Regions from separate parts of the Mus musculus genome. Here region 1 is linked to region 2. A link is a loop called in an ENCODE intact Hi-C map of the cell type or tissue named here. Cell type or tissue: heart. All regions are shown on one strand. Each heading gives the region's core, and the rest is flanking DNA. Links, peaks and the distances in the headings are about the cores only.

What was found. Peaks named below come from ENCODE experiments on the same cell type or tissue, not always from the same donor. Only the 100,000 strongest peaks of a DNase experiment are listed, where the experiment ranks them.
Region 1: a loop joins it to region 2, with 2.2 times the contacts of the local background. A loop is called at or near these places in 6 of 42 quality-filtered maps.

The regions. Positions count from the first base shown.
Region 1 is chr6:88,460,121-88,469,326 of GRCm38, forward strand. Ruvbl1 (RuvB-like protein 1) reads left to right here and starts at 5,289. Exons shown (of 11, transcript NM_019685.3): 1 at 5,289-5,548; 2 at 7,446-7,532. The coding sequence starts at 5,408. In heart, for the core only: no CTCF peak of the experiment used is centred there; a DNase peak (open chromatin) is centred at 5,271; H3K4me3 peaks cover 1,843 bases; H3K27ac peaks cover 1,217 bases.
Region 2 is chr6:88,515,917-88,524,590 of GRCm38, forward strand. Sec61a1 (Sec61 alpha 1 subunit (S. cerevisiae)) reads right to left here and starts at 2,884. Exons shown (of 12, transcript NM_016906.4): 1 at 2,770-2,884; 2 at 2,455-2,522. The coding sequence starts at 2,776. In heart, for the core only: a CTCF peak has its summit at 3,120; a DNase peak (open chromatin) is centred at 2,995; H3K4me3 peaks cover 3,615 bases; H3K27ac peaks cover 2,885 bases.

The DNA.
Region 1 (9,206 bases), core at 2,313-7,312, 53 kb before region 2:
GGTATTTGGCTGTCTTAGTCAGGGTTTCTATTCCTGGACAAACATCATGACCAAGAAGCAAGTTGGGGAGGAAAGGGTTTATTTCATACTGCTGTTTATCACCAAGGAAGTCAGGACTGGAACTCAAGCAGGTCAGGAAGCAGGAGCTGATGCAGAGGCCATGGAGGGATGTTCTTTACTGGCTTGCTTCCCCTGGCTTGCTCAGCCTACTCTCTTATAGAACCAAGACTACCAGCCCAGAGATGGTTCCACCCACAAGGGGCCTTTCCCCCTTGATCACTAATTGAGAAAATGCCTTACAGTTGTATCTCATGGAGGCATTTCCTCAATTGAAGCTCCTTTCTCTGTGATAAATCCAGCTGTGTCAAGTTGACACAAAACTAGCCAGTACATTGGCCTAGTTAGGGTTTCTATTGCTGTGATAGAGAGATGGCTCAGCAGTTAAAAGCACTGGCTGCTCTTCCAAAGGACCTGGGTTCAATTCCCAGCACCCACATGGCAGCTTACAACCGTCTGTAACTCTAGTTCCAGGGGATCTGACACCTTTACACCGAAGCATAAAGAACAAACAAACAAACAAACAAAACCCACCATGATAAAAACAACTAGGGGAGGAAAGGATTTATTTCAGCTTATAGATTGCACATCACAGTCCACCACTGAAGGAAGTCAGGGCAGAAACTCAAGTAGTACAGAAACTTAGAGGCAGGAACTGACGCAGACCATAGATGAAGCTGCTTGCTCTCTTGCTCTCCATGGCTTGTCTGGCCTGCTTTCATACACATCCCAGGACCACCTGCCAAGGAGGCAGCACCCTGTCCCCCCCAAACACAGTAGGCTGGGCCCTCCCATACCAATCACTAAGAAAATACACTACAGACTTGCCTACAGATAAATCTTACAGAGGCTTTTCTCTTCCCAAGTAGCTATTATTATTATTATTATTATTATTATTATTATTATTATTATTATTTGGGTTTTTTTCAAGACAGGGTTTCTCTGTATAGCTCTGGCTGTCCTGGAACTCACTTTGTAGACCAGGCTGGTCTCGAACTCAGAAATCTGCCTGCCTCTGCCTCCAGAATGCTGAGATTAAAGGCATGTACCACCACACCTGGCCCCAAGTAGCTCTTAACTTGTGTCAAGTTGCCAATAAACTAGCCAAGACAGTATTGGATCCTTGGAGCTGGAGCTACAGGCAACTACAAGCTGCTTCACATGGGTGCTGGGATCTGAACTTAAGTTCTCTGCAAGAGTAGCCAGATATCTTAGCAGTTGAGCCATCTCTGGGTCTCCCTGTCCACACACTCTGGGCAAGGCCTACCGTCCTCAACCTCACTTTACTTGCTGTAAGATGGTTTGCTTCTGAAAGAGTCACAGCCATCAGTCAGGTTTGCACACAGGCACCATCTCCTCCCTGATGCCTTCCTTCCCAGGCTCTGAGGCTGCTCCAGGTGCCCACTCTGGGCTTGCATACCACCAGGGGATTTGTTCTTACACATTTGTTGAATGTTCTCCAACTCCTTGTCAGCTCATTGTCTTAGTTAGGGTTTTACTGCTGGGAAGACACATCATGACCACAGCAACTCTTATGAAGGAAAATGTTTAATTGGGGCTGTGTTTTACTTAGGGTTTCCATTGCCGTGAAGAGACACCACGACCAAGGCAATGCTTTTGTTTTTTTTTTTGTTTTTTTTTTTTTGTTTTTGTTTGTTTGTTTGTTTGTTTGAGACAGGGTTTCTCTGTGTAGCCCTGGCTGTCCTGGAGCTCACTCTGTAGACCAGGCTGGCTTCAAACTCAGAAATCTGCTTGCTTCTGCCTCCCAAGTGCTGGGATTAAAGGCGTGCACCACCATGCCCTGCTCCAAGGCAACTCTTATAAAGGAGAACTTTTCATTGTAGCTAGCTTACAGGTTCAGTCCATTATTAAGGCAGGAAGCATGCAGTATCCAGGCAGGCATAGCATGGGAGGAGCTGAGAGTTCTATATCTTGTTCCAAAGGCAAATAGAAGACTGGCTTCCAGGCAGCTAGGAAGAGGGTCTCAAAGCTCACACCCACATTTACACACTTCCTCCAACAAGGCCACATTTCCTAATAGTGCCCCTCTCTGGTCCAAGCATATTCAAACCACCATAGGCTGGCTTACAGTTCAAAGGTTTAGTCTATTATTATCATGGCAAACAACATGGTGGCATGCAGGCCGAGATGGTGCTGGAGAGGTAGCTCAGAGCGCTACATGTTGATGGGCAGGCAGGAGGCAGAGCACCGACAAGCTTCTGAGACTTCAAAAGCTCACCCCACAGTGGTGTTCTTCCTCCAGCAAAGCCATACCGACTCCAACAAGGCCTCCTAGTAATGCCACTCCCTATAGATCAAGCTTTCAAATGTAAGAGTCTATGGGGGGCATTCCTATTCAAACCACCACACTCATCAAAGCTATTTCCTACCTGTTTCTGAGTGCACTATAGTGTCTGGTCACACTGTTGCTAACAACTGCTTATTGAATGGATGGAGGTACAGTTGTGCGGGTAAACAATATATCACTATGGAACCCATCAGAACATACTTTCTGGCTTATTGTCTCCCCTGAGGTGTGGGATTAGATGAATATGACACAGGATTTCAAGCCTGAAGTTCCAGTTCTGATGATGTGTTGTGTATTCTTGCTTGGGCCAGTCCTTGGATTTCTCTAGCCTGTAGATTTTTGTTTTATGGTGTTAGGAGGTGACCTCACCACAACCAATAAGATGGCCGAGTCCTTCTACTCTGCCCAGATAGAAATCCTGGGTAGGTGCAAAGTTCTTCAATGCTGGTAGTCTCAAACTCTTGAGAGCCACAGCCCATGGGCCAGACTGGCAGACCAAGAGGCTTACACCTTCAGTTCTGAGAGCCAGGGGCCTGTTGCTCCAGGCTGTAGAAGCCAGAGGCTTCCAGCTCTGGGTACTCAGGTTGGCAGCTCATCACTCTTGGTTTAAATTACCTGTGGCCCCTGTACATAGCAACTGTTGTTATACACAGCTTCTAGCAGGAAGTGATGCCTGCTAGCTTTACAGTTTCTAAGTAGGTCAAGTGTTGGGACCCTCAACTCTTACAGTGTCTGGTGTAATAAATGTTGACCCTTAAAACTTAAAGCTCCAGGCTGGAGAGATGGCTCAGCGGTTTAGAGCACTGACTGCTCTTCTGAAGGTCCTGAGTTCAAATCCCAGCAACCACATGGTGGCTCACAACCATCACAAACATCAGTACAGCTACAATGTACTCATATACATTAGATAGATAGATAGATAGATAGATAGATAGATAGATAGATAGATAGACAGATCCATCTTAAAAAAGAACTTAAAGATCCCTGGGCTGGAGAGATGACTCTGCAGTTAGAAGCACTGGTGTTCTTACAGAGGACTCAAATTCAAATCCCAACACGCATATGGTGGCTCACAACCATGAGTAACTTCAGTTCTAGAGGATCTGACATCCTCTTCTGATGTCCTTAGGCACTGCCTGGTATATTTATACTTGCAGGAAAAACACCCACACAGATAAATAAAATAATAAAATAAAAAGACTTGCCAGGCAGTGGTGGCACATGCCTTTAATCCCAGCACTTGGAAGGCAGAGGCAGGAGGACTTCTGAGTTCGAGGCCAGCCTGGTCTACAGCGTGAGTTCCAGGACAGCCAGGGCTACACAGAGAAATCCTGTCTTGAAAAACCAAAAATAAAAATAAAAATAAATTTAAAAAATTTAAAAAGACTTGGCACTCCTTGGAACTTGTCTAGCAATCCCTGCCTCTGGCTTCTCTGCTGCCAGTCACATGCCATTTCTGCTTCCAGTCTAGAAACTCTCTATTTTTACTCTGTCTTTATTTTACTCTAGAACTCTCTAGCTGCCTTTCATCACAGTCTTCACTGCTACAGTCTCTAGGCTTGTCTTCTTCATATTACCGGCTCAGCCCACAATACTATTAATATAGGTGGAAAGACTGAGAAATCAAACAATGGGCCTAAAGTTGCACCACAGCTACACATTGCACAGCACAGGAAGGTGTCTCCTGGCTGACTTAAAAGTGAGGAAAGTGAGGGACACAGGAGGCAGAGGCAGGTGGATTTCTGAGTTTGAGGCCAGTCTGGTCTACAGAGTGAGTTCCAGGACACCCAGGGCTATACAGAGAAACACTGTCTCGAGAAAAAAAAAGTGAGGGACACCTGCTTAGAGAGCCAGAATGTTGAGAGAGTAAGCAAGAGTGTTTGCCGTCCTTAGTATAGCCCTTCTTGAAAATGAAGCATTAAATTTGGACTATGGCAAGGTGGATTGTGAAAACAAACTACCATATTTGCACCAATATCAGAGCCGTTGATTATTCAAATGAAGGACCATAGTTTCACCATTCACAGGCAGCTTTTGTTCACCTACCTGGAGACTTGCACCCACTCCAGACTGATGAAAATATCTGGTCAGAGTATGGTGGTAGCACCTTTAATGCCAGCAACTCAGGAGGCAGAGACAGGTGGGGGCCCTGGAGTTTTAGGCCAGGCAAGGCTACACAAACACATCTTCTCTTTTCCTTCCTTCCTTTTTTTCCTTTAAGGGTTTTTTTTTTTTTTTGTTTGTTTGTTTGTTTGTTTTTTTTTTTTTTTTTCCGAGACAGGGTTTCTCTGTATAGCCCTGGCTGTCCTGGAACTCACTCTGTAGACCAGGCTGGCCTCGAACTCAGAAATCTGCCTGCCTCTGCCTCCCGAGTGCTGGGATTAAAGGCGTGCGCCACCACCGCCGAGTTTCTTTAAGGTTCTTATTGGGCATATGATGACCAGAATTATGGCATGAAGTGTTTGAAAAGTTTTGGCTGGAATAGTGCCTTCAGGATCTAGTGTATTCTGGAAAAAAAAAAATGGGAGCAGTGGGGCATTCTCTGGGTGTCTAAATAATTCGGTGAGCACTGGAGAAGTTTGGGCAGCTGCTTTGCTGATGATTCTCTCAGGACATCCAAGCACCTGGAAAAGATTTAACATCTGTCAGTGAAGAAGTTAACTCACCCTGGCACAAATATGTTATTCTAAAGAAAAAAAATAGGCATTAAAAGAGGCATTTATAATTAAAAACCTGTCATTCACATTAATAGTGCTTAAGTACTTAAGCAGTTCTCAGTCAAATGTGGCCAGGGCAGGAAATGTTTGCCCTGGGGGAACTTATCCTGTGACACAGACGGAAGTTACTGGGCGAAACTCAGCAGCCGTGACCAGCGTAGCTTTTAGCCAATAGAAAGCGAAGCCTTCTCGCCTCCCCCAATGACATATTGATAGGGGCGGGTCCAGGAGAGCGGCCTAGTAACGGCCGCGTGGTAACCCAGGCGCCTGGCGTGCGGTAGTTCCTACCACTCCACGCAGGTTGTGTTCCTAGACACTCGGCAAAATGAAGATTGAGGAGGTGAAGAGCACCACGAAGACGCAGCGCATCGCCTCCCACAGCCACGTGAAGGGTCTGGGGCTGGACGAGAGCGGCCTAGCCAAGCAGGCGGCTTCGGGTCTCGTGGGCCAGGAGAACGCGAGAGAGGTGGGCGTGGGGCTTGTGCGCGAGGTGTGGGCGGCGGGACCAGGATCCACTAAGATCTAAGAAGTAAGGATCACACTAGCGAGCAAAGGCTGCATCCTTTGCGGGTCACGGCACGCAAATTAGACCTCACCGGAAACGCAGTGGAAGGCTGTGCGGTTAAGTATAGAATTGACTACGTTTTCAGAGTTGATATGGGTTCTTTGGGCCTGGGAGCTGATCTGTTAAGTGGAGCGGTGAGGACTGTCTGATCTATTCCCCATCCAAGCACTCCAGCTTTTCCAGGTCAGTCTTCCTAAAGTCATGCCAGGTCTTTCTATCGGTTCTGTTTTGCACATGAAGAAGTTAAAGGTGGGTTAGGCCGCTTAACCACCTGCCAGTTTAGCAGTAATGAGGCTGGTATCTCCCTCCCCCTAACCCCCATCAAATCAGTATTCTTCCCATTTCTTCAGCCTCCTCCACTCTGAACTCTGCAGAGGTTCAGTGTCTACAAAAACTTGCTTTTTTACATGTGGTGAAGACTGCTTTCTCAGCCTCTTGCACACAGAAAGTGCCAGCAGCAAAGAGCATCATCTATCCAAAAAGGGAAATGTTTGACCCTAGCATGCTTGCATCTTTTCTTGCAAGCAGGTAGTAGCAGTTTAATGCTTTCTATTGGCCAGGCAGCTTTGAGTCTATTGTTTCTTATTTCATTTCTGTCCATGTGACATTTCTGTGTATGTGACTTCAGAGGCTGCTCTAGACCTGCATCTGCACCCACACCAGCAGCCTCTGGTACTCCATATCTTATCCTTCCTATTCTTTGAATGTTAGCCGGTATTTATTTTTGTTTGTTTTCACGACAGTCTCACTATGTAGCTCTGGCTGTCCTGGGACTCTGTAGACCAGACTGGCCTTGAGTTCACAGGGATCCGACTGCCTCTGCCTCCTGAGTGCTAAGATTAAAGGTGTGGGCCATTACACCTGGCTTCCTTAGCTGATATTTCTTTGTTTCTTTTCCTGTTTGACAAAATGTGCGCAAATGCAGTGCAGTCATGTGACTGCCATGGTGCTCTGGTAGAGGTCAGAGGTTCTTTCCTTCCACTGTGGGATCCAGGGATTGAACTCAGGTCCTCAGGTTTACACTACAAGTGCTTTTCACCCACTGAACCATCTCACCAGCCCTTGCCAATTCTTTTATTGGGTGGATTCATAGCATACATACCCTTTTTGTTTAGATAATGTTGCTGTAGTCAAACTGGCCTGGAATGCACAGCCCTGCAGACTCTGTTAAGTACTAGGTCTGTGCTGGTCCCTGCTTGCCTCAACCTCCCCTTTTCCATTCTGTTCACTATACTTTGGCTGCTGCAGCATGTTGTCGCTTAGACATACCAAACTTATGCTTTGGTTATTTTGAGTTTGCAATTTTTGTCTGAAATGTAGATTTCTTTTTCTTTTTCTTTTTTTTTCAAGACAGGGATTCCCTGTATAGCCCTGGCTGTCCTAGAACTTACTCTGTAGACCAGGCTGGCCTCAAACTCAGAAATCTGCCTGCTGCTGCCTCCCAAGTGCTGGGATTAAAGGCATGTGTCACTACTGCCCGGCTGAAATGTAGACTTCTGCCCAGGGCTTCAAATGTTACATACAATGTATGAGAAAGTCCCCCTCCACCCCCACCCCACCCCCAGCCCTCGGTAGCCACTCAGCGTCTCATTACCCTTCTCTCTTCGTGGCAGCAACTATACGGTGTGAGCTGGAGCACGTGGCTTTGCTACCTCACCTCCACCGCTCCACTCCACAGCACAGCACTGGTATCACAGCTGTCTCGTGTCAAAAGAGTGTGCGAGCTGTGTGGACCAAGCCCTGAGCTGGTTCCACCATTATGCATTTAAGACTGACTGTTTCTTTCTGTTTTGTGCAGGCATGTGGCGTCATTGTAGAATTAATCAAAAGCAAGAAAATGGCTGGAAGAGCTGTCTTGTTGGCGGGGCCTCCTGGAACTGGCAAGGTGTTCATTCATTTTCTCTTTCTCTTTTTTAAGCTACCCAAGACATTGATATTGATGTTTAAGCTCCATTGAATTCATGTCTTAACTAGTCTCTGTCTAGCTGGAATAGTTAAATGAATGGTTTAAAAACCAATGTGCAGTTTTAATACAATTTAGCATATAAAATCTGTGGTCTAAAATTAAAATTACCCTGGCCTACCTCCAGAGCAGAGGTAAAGTCCTTGGAGGGCACTTTAAGAGATGTAGGAAGATTGGCCTTACAGGGAAGGAAAGGACTTTCTAGGCAGGAGACACCGTGTTGGAGATTTTGAGTGGACACCCACTGTGTGTGTGTGTGTGTGTGTGTGTGTGTGTGTGTGTGTGTGTGTGTGTGTGTGTGTTTGTGCATGCTTGTGCACATACTTGCACATATGCACCACAGTGCATGTGTAGAGGTCAGAGGACATCTTTCAGGAGTTGCTTTTCTCCTTCCGTTGTGGTGTCTGGAAATCAGACTCCATGCTTGTGTGGCAAGTGCCTTTACCTACTGAGGCATCTTGCTCACCCCACCCCACCCCACTTTTTTTTTTTGAGGCAGGGTCTCTCTCTCTTGTATCCCAGCCTGGCCTCACACTTGGTGTGTAGCCAGGCTGCCGTTGAACTGCTGCTCATCCTGCTGCTACCTCAAGTGCCAGGATTGTAGGTGTCAGTCACCATGCCTGACCCGGTGGGACACTCACCAGAGTCACCAGAGTACCTAGTGTTCCTCACAGGGGCCGCAGAGACCGGGCACCAGGCTTGTGTGTGCTAAAAATAGGCTCTTGCCTTCTTTCCACACCTCACCCCCCACAGTTCTTAAGTCAGTGGTGAGAGAATAACTAATTCTTACTTTGAAATCATAACTGTTGAATAGATGGTGTGTGGCCCTGGCTGTCCTAGAACTCAATACGCAGATCAGACTGGTTCTGAACACAGAGTTCCACCCCCTGCTTCCTGAGGTAGGATTAAAGACGTGCCACCTGCAGGGCTATCTTTCAGGGTCTTACTGAAAAGGGAAGAGCTGTGTTAGTGAATAGACTGAACCCAGAGGCCTCTAATGACAGCATCTGCTGGTCCACTCCATGGGCCATCTGCTTGTCATAGCTTATGTCTTGCTCTCTGCCTTCCCTCTCTGCCCAGTTGTTTTCCTAAAGTGCATTGGCTGGAAGTCTTTTATAGGCTTGTCTGTGGCAAAGGTCCTGTTCTCCTTGTTTGGTGGTGGTTTGTTTGAGACAAGGTCTCCTGTAGCCCAAGCTTGCCTCAGACATGAAGAACGCTTGTGTTGGGTACAGTACTCTGTCCGTGTTTCTTCCTTGGTTGTTTGTTTAGAAGTTTGGTGTGTTTCCTTTAGCAATTCATTATCCACTCAATACACACACACACACACACACACACACACACACATACCTATTTTTTTCCTGTCTTGATGTGACTTGTGCTTTCTTAAACATCAGTATGCTGTCTCTGATCTGTTCTGGAACATCCTCAGCTCTTCCCTTTGCCCATTTTCTTTGAAGTCGAAGTTGGAATGTGGAATTTCAGCCTACATTTGGCATCCTGGGTGCTAATGGCCAGACGTGATGCTGAACGTCCTTCAGGGCCTTTAATAAGGAGCCATCTTTTCCCACACTGTCAGTTGGACTAAAGTTGAGAAGT
Region 2 (8,674 bases), core at 1-5,000:
CCGTCATCCCTTCCCAGGTATAGGTCTGATGGTGAACCTTGACTGTCAACTTCATAGGATTCAGAATCACCAGGGAAGTAAACAGCTCAGGTCTGACTGTGGTGGAGTTTCTGGACTGAGTTAATGAAAGTGGGAAGACCCAGCTTAAATGTGGGAGGCAGCAAGCCACCCGCTGGGATCCAGAGCTGAATGAAAAGGAGAGTGACCTGAGCACCAGTGCTCGTGTCCCTGCTTCCTGACAGGGAGTGCAGTCTGACCAACGCGCCTCACGTCCTCGCTGTCGCAAACAGTGGGCCCAAACACAAGCCTTCCTTCCTTCCATTTCTTTTGTCAGGAAAGCTGTCACAACAATCAGAAAGGTAACAAACCGAGCAAGTTAAACAGTCAACACAAATCACTTTACTCTCTAGCCTGATCAGAAACCTCTGGGCTCCTCCTGTGCAAGAGAGCTCTGTCACTAGGTAGGGAGAGCACCTTAGGAGTGCCTGACCCAACACCACACAGGCTGAGACAGGTCTGACAGACAGCTAAAGACCTACGATGTTAAGTGAATGTAAAGCCAAAAAGAAAAAAAAAGAAAGAAAGAAAGAAAGAAAGAAAGAAAGAAAGAAAGAAAGAGAAAGAAACCAAGAAAGGAAGAAAGAAAGAAAGAAAGAGAGAGAGAGAGAGAGAGAGAGAGAGAGAAAGAAAGAAACCAAGGAAGGAAGGAAAGAAGGAAGGAAGGACAGACGGGGAAGCAGGCGGGTGGGCTCCAACAAGCACTGGCTCGTGCAAACTGTCAGGTCAGAACCTGAAGTCCTCTGGGTCTAGTCACTCCTGGAAAGACACAGAATTGGACCCCATGGGTGGTGTGAATTTGAAGTTCAGACCCTGCAGAGGCAGCTGGGGAGCTCACATTCCTCCTCTTTCTCTCAAGAACACAGCCTTTCCAACGTGCCATCTTATCACACAAGAACTCAGCACCTAACGAGGGGGAAGCAACACCATTCCACAGGAATCAGAGGCAAGCAGTGGAGTGAATGTGTACACGGACTATCTACTGTGCTGATGATGGACACCAGACACAGGGCCTCATGCCTGCCGCTAGCCACTTTCCCAGCCCAGGTAATGAAACTGTTAGAAAACAAAAAGGATACACATTTTTCAAGACTACTTTAAATGAGCAAGCCTCGTCTCCTGGTCAATTTAAAAGCAAAACATCCAAAGCTTTTCATCTAAGTCCTAAATCATCTGCCTCTGAAGCAGCTGCAAACTCACACTCATTCAGTACCATGATTTGCCCCCTTTCCTGCACGGCTCCCAAGTCACACTCCAGGCCCCTCCCCTACTGCCAAGGCCACTTATCTGCCCACCTGACTCACCGGAACCTTTACATTTACAACCTACCTACCATCCACAGGCACTATATTATATATTTCCCATCTCCCTTGTTCTGCCAGGCCAAGGTCACAGGTCTATGAAGAAAGAATGTAAAGCGTGGGACTTGGGTTTCTTGGCCCTCGAGCCAGAATCTCTGCACTGAGGTGGAACAGATAAAGTTCTGAACATCATCCTGGCAAAGGCAGCAAGGGTACTGCAAGGCATTTGCATAGAACTATGGAAAGTAAAAACTAAATTAGAAGCACAAAGTATCCATGTGAATGCCAACTACAAATGCCAGATGTGAATATATGACAGTCTGAAAAAAAAAAAAAAACCCAAAATACCAAAAAAAACAAAACAAAACAAAAAAAACCCCAAAACCAAAACCAAAAAAAACACCAAAAACCAAACCAGGAACACAAAGTAGATTTACTGTTTTCTGAGCCCATGGGCCTGGACTTTCCTTCACCGGGCACTCTCACACTAGGAACATTTATTCTTGGGCCGAAGCTGCCTGCCACAGAAATTCTGATTAAGATTCACATTAAGCATTAAGGTGCTACAGTTCTCTCCTTCCTTGTTTTAGAGCACCTGCTGTCAATGGCAGCAGACTTCACTAGTGCATGTAAACTCGATGCTGGGGCAGCATACATTCAAATAAAAACCACAAACACGTTCATATCGATTACACGACTCGATTTTTCCTTTGGAAACCAGATACCGAAGTCACCTCCCACACGAAACAAACACCCCATCATCTGCTCCTGCTGGAGGTGAAGAACGGAGGGTAACTCAATCTGGGATCCTAACTGAGGTCTTAATCAATCACTGCTCAGACCCACTTTCGGACTAGGCAAACCTGAGGCTTTGTTAACCACTATCCACTAAAGATGCTCCTAACGAGACAAGGTGTTGGGAGAATTCCCACACAACCGGGTCACCTTTCAACGGCTCCCGTGAGTATCCCAGCACACACAGCTACACTCCAGAGGGGCAGTTTTCACTCGGTGTGCTGAGGCCATTTTTAATTGTACTGTAAACTCCCAGCGCCCAATTTTGCAAGTCTTCTTTGACCACCATCTGGGGACTTACCTTTCTCTCTGGCTTCTGAATTTCCGGCAAGATGACACAGAATGGCTTGATGACTTCCAGAAATTTGACTTTGATGGAAGAAACAGAAAGAGAAGGAGTTAGGTACGGAGTAACTTGAGGGCACCTGAGGGAGCCCGGCACGATGAGAGCCGGGCGTGGGCGTGCGGGGACCCAGAAGGCTCGGTCTAGGGGCGCGGGAACGAGTCCCCCAGGCAGGCCGCGTTCCGCCAGGATCGGGAAGCACGGCGGGCGAGCGCCCAAACGGGGAAAGGCGACGCATCCTGGCTGCGCCGGGGTGGCCCCCAGGAAACTCACTCGCCATGGCGGCGGCTGATCCGACTACACGCCCGGCCCCGACTGCGCTCCACTTCGAGTGAGGAGGCGCTGCTAGCTCCGGAGCGCGCTTCCTCGACCGAGAGACACGTCAGTGATAGCCCGGCGGCGAGCGGCGCGGCGAGGCGGGGCCGGGGATGGGCCACCGGCCGCTTCCGCTTCCTGCCACGCGCGCCCGCCGCGCCGCCTGCGCCAAGACCACAACTCCCGGCATGCAGCAGGAGCAGAGAGGCTGTCGGGAAGACGACTGTCGGGCCACACCGGAACTGGGCGTGTGCAGCTGCGCAGACTCTCCCGGAAGTGAGGGCCAAATCAGCCCTTGTTACTAGTGGACGCTTCGTGGTGGTGTTGGCCCTACGAAGCAGGCGATTCGGCTTTCCGTGTCGGTGGCCCTCAGTACCAGTGATAGCATGTCGCGACCCAGTAGGCCTCAGCTGCTGCTCGTCACGCACGACAGAGCAGCAGTGTGCTGAATCCTACCCTGCATGGCTTACCCTACCCTACAATACCCTCCTGGGTGCTGTAGGCTGCCTCCAAGGATGTCTGAGCTCATGCATTTGAGGACGTTCGGCAAAGGCCGGGTCTGGCGGCTCTGGGTGGGCTTTGGCGCAGCGCATTCCAAGAAGGCCTTTGGAACTGGAGAGTTAGGAGAGATGAAGAAACCGAGCCAAGCCTTGCAGCCCCATATCTTCAGGGAAAAGAATACATCTGGGCTGGAGGAAAGGGTGTGCGAAGGGGACTGGGCAAGGTGGGGCAACATGAAACTTACTCTTTAGTGGGATCTCTGATCTCAGTGCTGTGTGCTGTCTGAAATCGACTTCTTGCTGTGCACCCTGAGTGCTGAGTTTCATGCAGCCAAGTCCTGACTTCAACGGAGAGGTTTGCTGTGGCCACGTCCTTAGAAACATTCTAGACAGCCAGCCCCATGTCATTGATAGGACATTTATATTTAATTTGGCATTAAGTTGCATGTGCGTACACAAATATAGATGGGTTTAGGGGAAAGCACTAAGTCAATATACTTAGCACAATGTGAGGTTTTTGTTTTCGATTCTTTAAGCTAGGTCTCTAGGTAGCCCTCGATACCACTATGTAGACTAGGCTGGCTTCAGATTCACAGAGATCCCACCTGACTGCTCTGAGTGCTGGGACTAGCCGTGCATGTGCCACCACAGCAGGCCACAATGTGAGGTTTTTGAAACAGAGGTGCAGTGTTTTTGCATGTACACATTTTAAAGATTTAATTATTAAATATTAGAGACAGATGCCTAAAGAGACAATAAAATCTAAATGAAGTTTTGATTAAGTATTTCTTTGAGATTTATTTTTATTGTTTCTGTGCTCACGTAAGTATGATAACAGGTGCCCTTTGAAGGTAGAAGAGGGAGCCACCTGTCATGGGTATTGAGAACTGAACTCAGGTCCTCTGGAAGAAAAGCAAGCGATCTTAACCGCTGAGCCATCTCTCTGAACCCCTGACAATGGTATTTTAAAATGCAATAAACATGAATTGTCTTAGTCTTCAGGACAATGAAGAAGTTAAAATAGTAATGGATTCCAGACCTCCACTTGGTTTGATACTCACAAAATCTGTATTTTACAAAACGAAGTTCTGGAATAAAAATTGGAGCATCTTATGTTGGCATAGGCTATAAAAAGTTGAGTACAAAAGTTTTGTTGAAAAGTGAAAGTAGGTGGCCAGAGAGGTGGCTCAGCAGTTAGGACGACCCAGGTTCAAGTCCCAGCACACACACTCAGCACAGCTCACAGCCGTCTGTAATTTCTTCTTTTCTTTTTTAAAGGTTTATTTACTTAATATATATAATGAGTATGGGCATCAGATCTCATTATGGATGGTTGTGAGCCACCATGTGGTTGTTGGACCTTTGGAAGAGCAGTCAGCGCTCTTACCTGCTGAGCCATCTCTCCAGGCCCCACACCTCCATCCCCCCAATCCCCATCGGTAACTTCAGTTCCAGGTGATCTGACACCTCACACAGTTATACACAGAGGCAGAACACCAATGCACATAAGATTTAAAAAGAAGAAAAGTGAGAGTAGAGCTGAGACTAACTCGCGTGTCGGCAAACTCCTTGTCTGATGTGTGAGGTCCCAGGCTCAGTGCTCCCAAACATAACACCTACCACAAAGATTACATTGCTACACGTTTGTATGTCTCTTCAACATACTATTAAAGCTTGTGGGTCGAGTGACGTTTTAATCATCAATGAGGAGAAAATCTAAGAACATAAGTTTCATACATCAAATATTTCACGAACAAAGACTCCCTAAGTCTGACCTGGTGACTTAGGCCTGTAGTCCCAGGGTGAGGGAAGAGGGTCAGTAGTTGAAGGACAGCCTGGGCTATAAGACACTGTCTCCAAACAAAACCTGTAAACAAGAAAGAGTTCCCAATATGTTACTATGGGAAGGAAAAGACAGGCCAGGGCCAGTGAGCTGTCCCCAGGCAGACCTGAAGTGTCCCCATACAGCCTGATGTCTGAATTCAATCCTGGAACCCACACAAGGGGAGGAGGAGAAAGAAAACCAGCTCCAAAGAGCTGTCCTCGGACCCCCACGTGTGCACACCCGAAGCCCTGATCCCCTCAGACCCCCACGTGTGCACACCCGAAGCCCTGATCCCCTCAGAGCCCCACGTGTGCACACCCGAAGCCCTGATCCCCTCAGAGCCCCACGTGTGCACACCCGAAGCCCTGATCCCCTCAGACCCCCACGTGTGCACACCCGAAGCCCTGATCCCCACATCACAGAGTTGTCCTCGGACCCCGACGTGTGCACACCCAAAGCCCTGATCCCCACATCCAGCTCCACAGAGTTTTCCTTGGACCTCCACGTGTGCACACCTGAAGCCCTGACTCCACATCACAGGGCTGTCTTCAGACCTCCACGAGTGCACACCCAAAGCCCTGATCCCCACATCACAGAGTTGTCCTCGGACCTCCACATGTGCACACCCAAAGCCCTGATCCCCACATCCAGCTCCACAGAGTTTTCCTTGGACCTCCACGTGTGCACACCTGAAGCCCTGACTCCACATCACAGGGCTGTCTTCAGACCTCCACGAGTGCACACCCAAAGCCCTGACCCCCCACATCACAGAGTTGTCCTCGGACCCCCACATGTGCACACCCAAAGCCCTGATCCCCTCGGACCTCATCCTGCCGCTGGGTCTCCTCTCCACTTTGCTTCATCACCTCCCAGCCTTGTCTTGGAACACGCGTGTCCCGCTCAGCTCCTGAAGCTTGGCACAGATGTTACCACCTACACCTAGCCTCCCTCACACCACTAAGTTGGGACCAGTTTCCTTATGCCATCTGCTTCTTTGGCTGATGTAACCTGAGCCAACTCATGGAGCACGATTACTTTGTTAAAATTACCTACTGGTGGGCTGGAGAGATGGTTCTGTGGTTCAGAGCACTTACTGCTTTTATAGAGGACCTTGGTTAGGTTCCCAGCACCAACATAAGACAGTTCACAACTGCCTCTAATTCCAGCTCTAGGAGATATGACATCCTTTTAGCCTGTGTGGGCACATGCACAGGCAAATAATTAAAAACAAAAGCTCAAAGCCAGATGTGGTGGTGCATGCTTTTAGTCCCAGCACCCAGGAGGCAGGGACAGGAGGATCTCAGTTTAAGGCCAGTCTGGTCTATGTAGTGAAGTCCAGGTCAGCCAGTGCTAACCAGTGAGAGCCTGTCTCAAACAGCAACAAACCTCACATGAACATCTCCATCCACTCTCAAGACAGCAGTGGGAACTCCAGGCTTTCCTTTTCCATCAGCAGCTTCATGGCTTCCTGATCCAATAAATTAAAACTAAAGTCCTTGCATCTCTGCCTACCGAGCCTGTGCCTGGGCAAATTTCCTCTACAGATAAATCTACAACCTGCTCTCCTCCCTGGCTCTTTGAGCTGATAGTGGGCAGTTAGATCTGCTGAAGTCCACTCAGCCTCCAATGGCTCATGACACTGCACAGTGTCACCCTGCGCTTGCCTGTCATGCTGTTCTGTCAGAGCTACTGTAGCTGTTCTCAATAGGAGTCTTGCTCACCAGGTTGACAGTACTGGGAAGCAGTGACACCTTTAAGAGGTGGAGCCTAGTAGGTCTTTGGGGGGGGGGGGGGAGGAAGCCCTTGAAGGAAGTTGTGGGATCCTTGTGCCTTCTTTGTTTCTCGTCTCCTGGGTATGAGATAAGTGGATTTTGTTCTGCCGACTAGCCTAAAGAACCTGTAGCATGGACCATAAGCCAAACTAAACAACTTCTTTCCTTCTTCCTCTTCCTCTTCCTCTTCCTCCTCTTCCTCTTCTTCTTCGTCCTCCTCCTTCTCTTCCTCCTCTTCGTTTTCTTCTTCTTCTTTGTCTTCATCTTTTTTTTGAGACAGTGTTTCTCTGTGTATTCCTGGCTTCCTGGAACTCACTCTGTAGACCAGGCTGGCCTCGAACTCAGAAATCCACCTGCCTCTGCCTCCCAAATGCTGGAACTAAAAGCATGTGCCACCACTGCCTAGCCTAAACCCGTTCTTTTTATAAGCTCTTGACCTTGGGTATTTTTTTACAGTGGCAAGGCTACTAGTGACTCTGGATCTTTCCTCTTTGAGTATTAACTCATGTTTTCACCTGTTGGGCTTTGTAAGTACTGTTGACTAGGTTACCTCTCTGTTCTTGGCAGTCTCTACCATCCCTCCCAATGTAGTGAAAAGTCTAAGGGGTCTTGTCCCTGTGTCTTCTAGATTTTCTCTTGCTTCTCCAGCTCCTGTCTGGACTGGCTCTTTAGGTCTGCAGGCCACCTCTTAGCCTGGGTTTTCATCATTAAGGATGCCTCTTCACTTTCACGGGACATTGCACGCTCCATTTCTTGGGAGCCCCATTGCTTTTGTGAGTCACTTTCCCCAGCAGTGTCTAAGGGTGGTGTTTGGGAGAGAAACTTTCTCAGTGGGGTGTGGGTCCAGTGGCTGTGGAGGATGTGAGTTGGAGTGACTATCCCATAGCATTTGAGACTGTCATCCACTATAGAGTTTTTCTGCAGCTGAGGGATCTGGATCCATTCTGACCATTGGCTCTTTGTGCAATCTTCAGTGGAGCCTGGGTAGGTGGCGTGCAGGTTGACAGTCATCTGGGAGCTGAGTTGGAAAAAGACCCGAGTTCCCTTTCTACCCTTAGACTCTTCATAGTGTCGCCCAAGGGTCCTGAATGCCCCATCAGACTGCCCTGGTTTTTTTTTTTTTTTTTTTTTTTCCTCCAGATACAAGGCTACCTGCAGACGGTATGTGGAATACCCTGTTGCATTTGCCCTTTGGAAAAGCAGAGAATAATAATGTCTTAGAATAAGTGTAACATTTGAGATAGCCTCATACCAAACACATTATCTGTTCCTTGTTTAAATTTCAAATTCAGTTTGGTATCCTAGCTGTGTTTTAATTTATTTTAAATCTGCTGTCCCCACCCAGATGGCTCCCTCCTTTTCCTTGCTAGGGAGGGTCAGTCACTCAATTGTGAGAGGTGTGGGAGGCATCTTTGTTTAACTGCTATAGTGAGTTTGACTTCCAGCCCAGATTTGGCGCAGCATGGAGGTACTGCCATCCTCCAAGGTCTTACAGACCCAGTGTTCTGCTTCTGGCCTTCCCCACCCTGCTTCAGAGGTCCTGGTAGTACACCCCACTTTGCAAGCAATTGACAAATAGGAAGACGGACAGCCGGGTGTGGTGGCACACGCCTGTAATCCCAGCACTTGGGAGGCAGAGGCAGGCGGATTTCTGAGTTCGAGGCCAGCCTGGTCTACAAGGTGAGTTTCAGGACAGCCAGGACTACACAGAGAACCCCTGCCTTGAAAAACAACAACAACAACAAAAAAAAAACAAAACAAAAAAC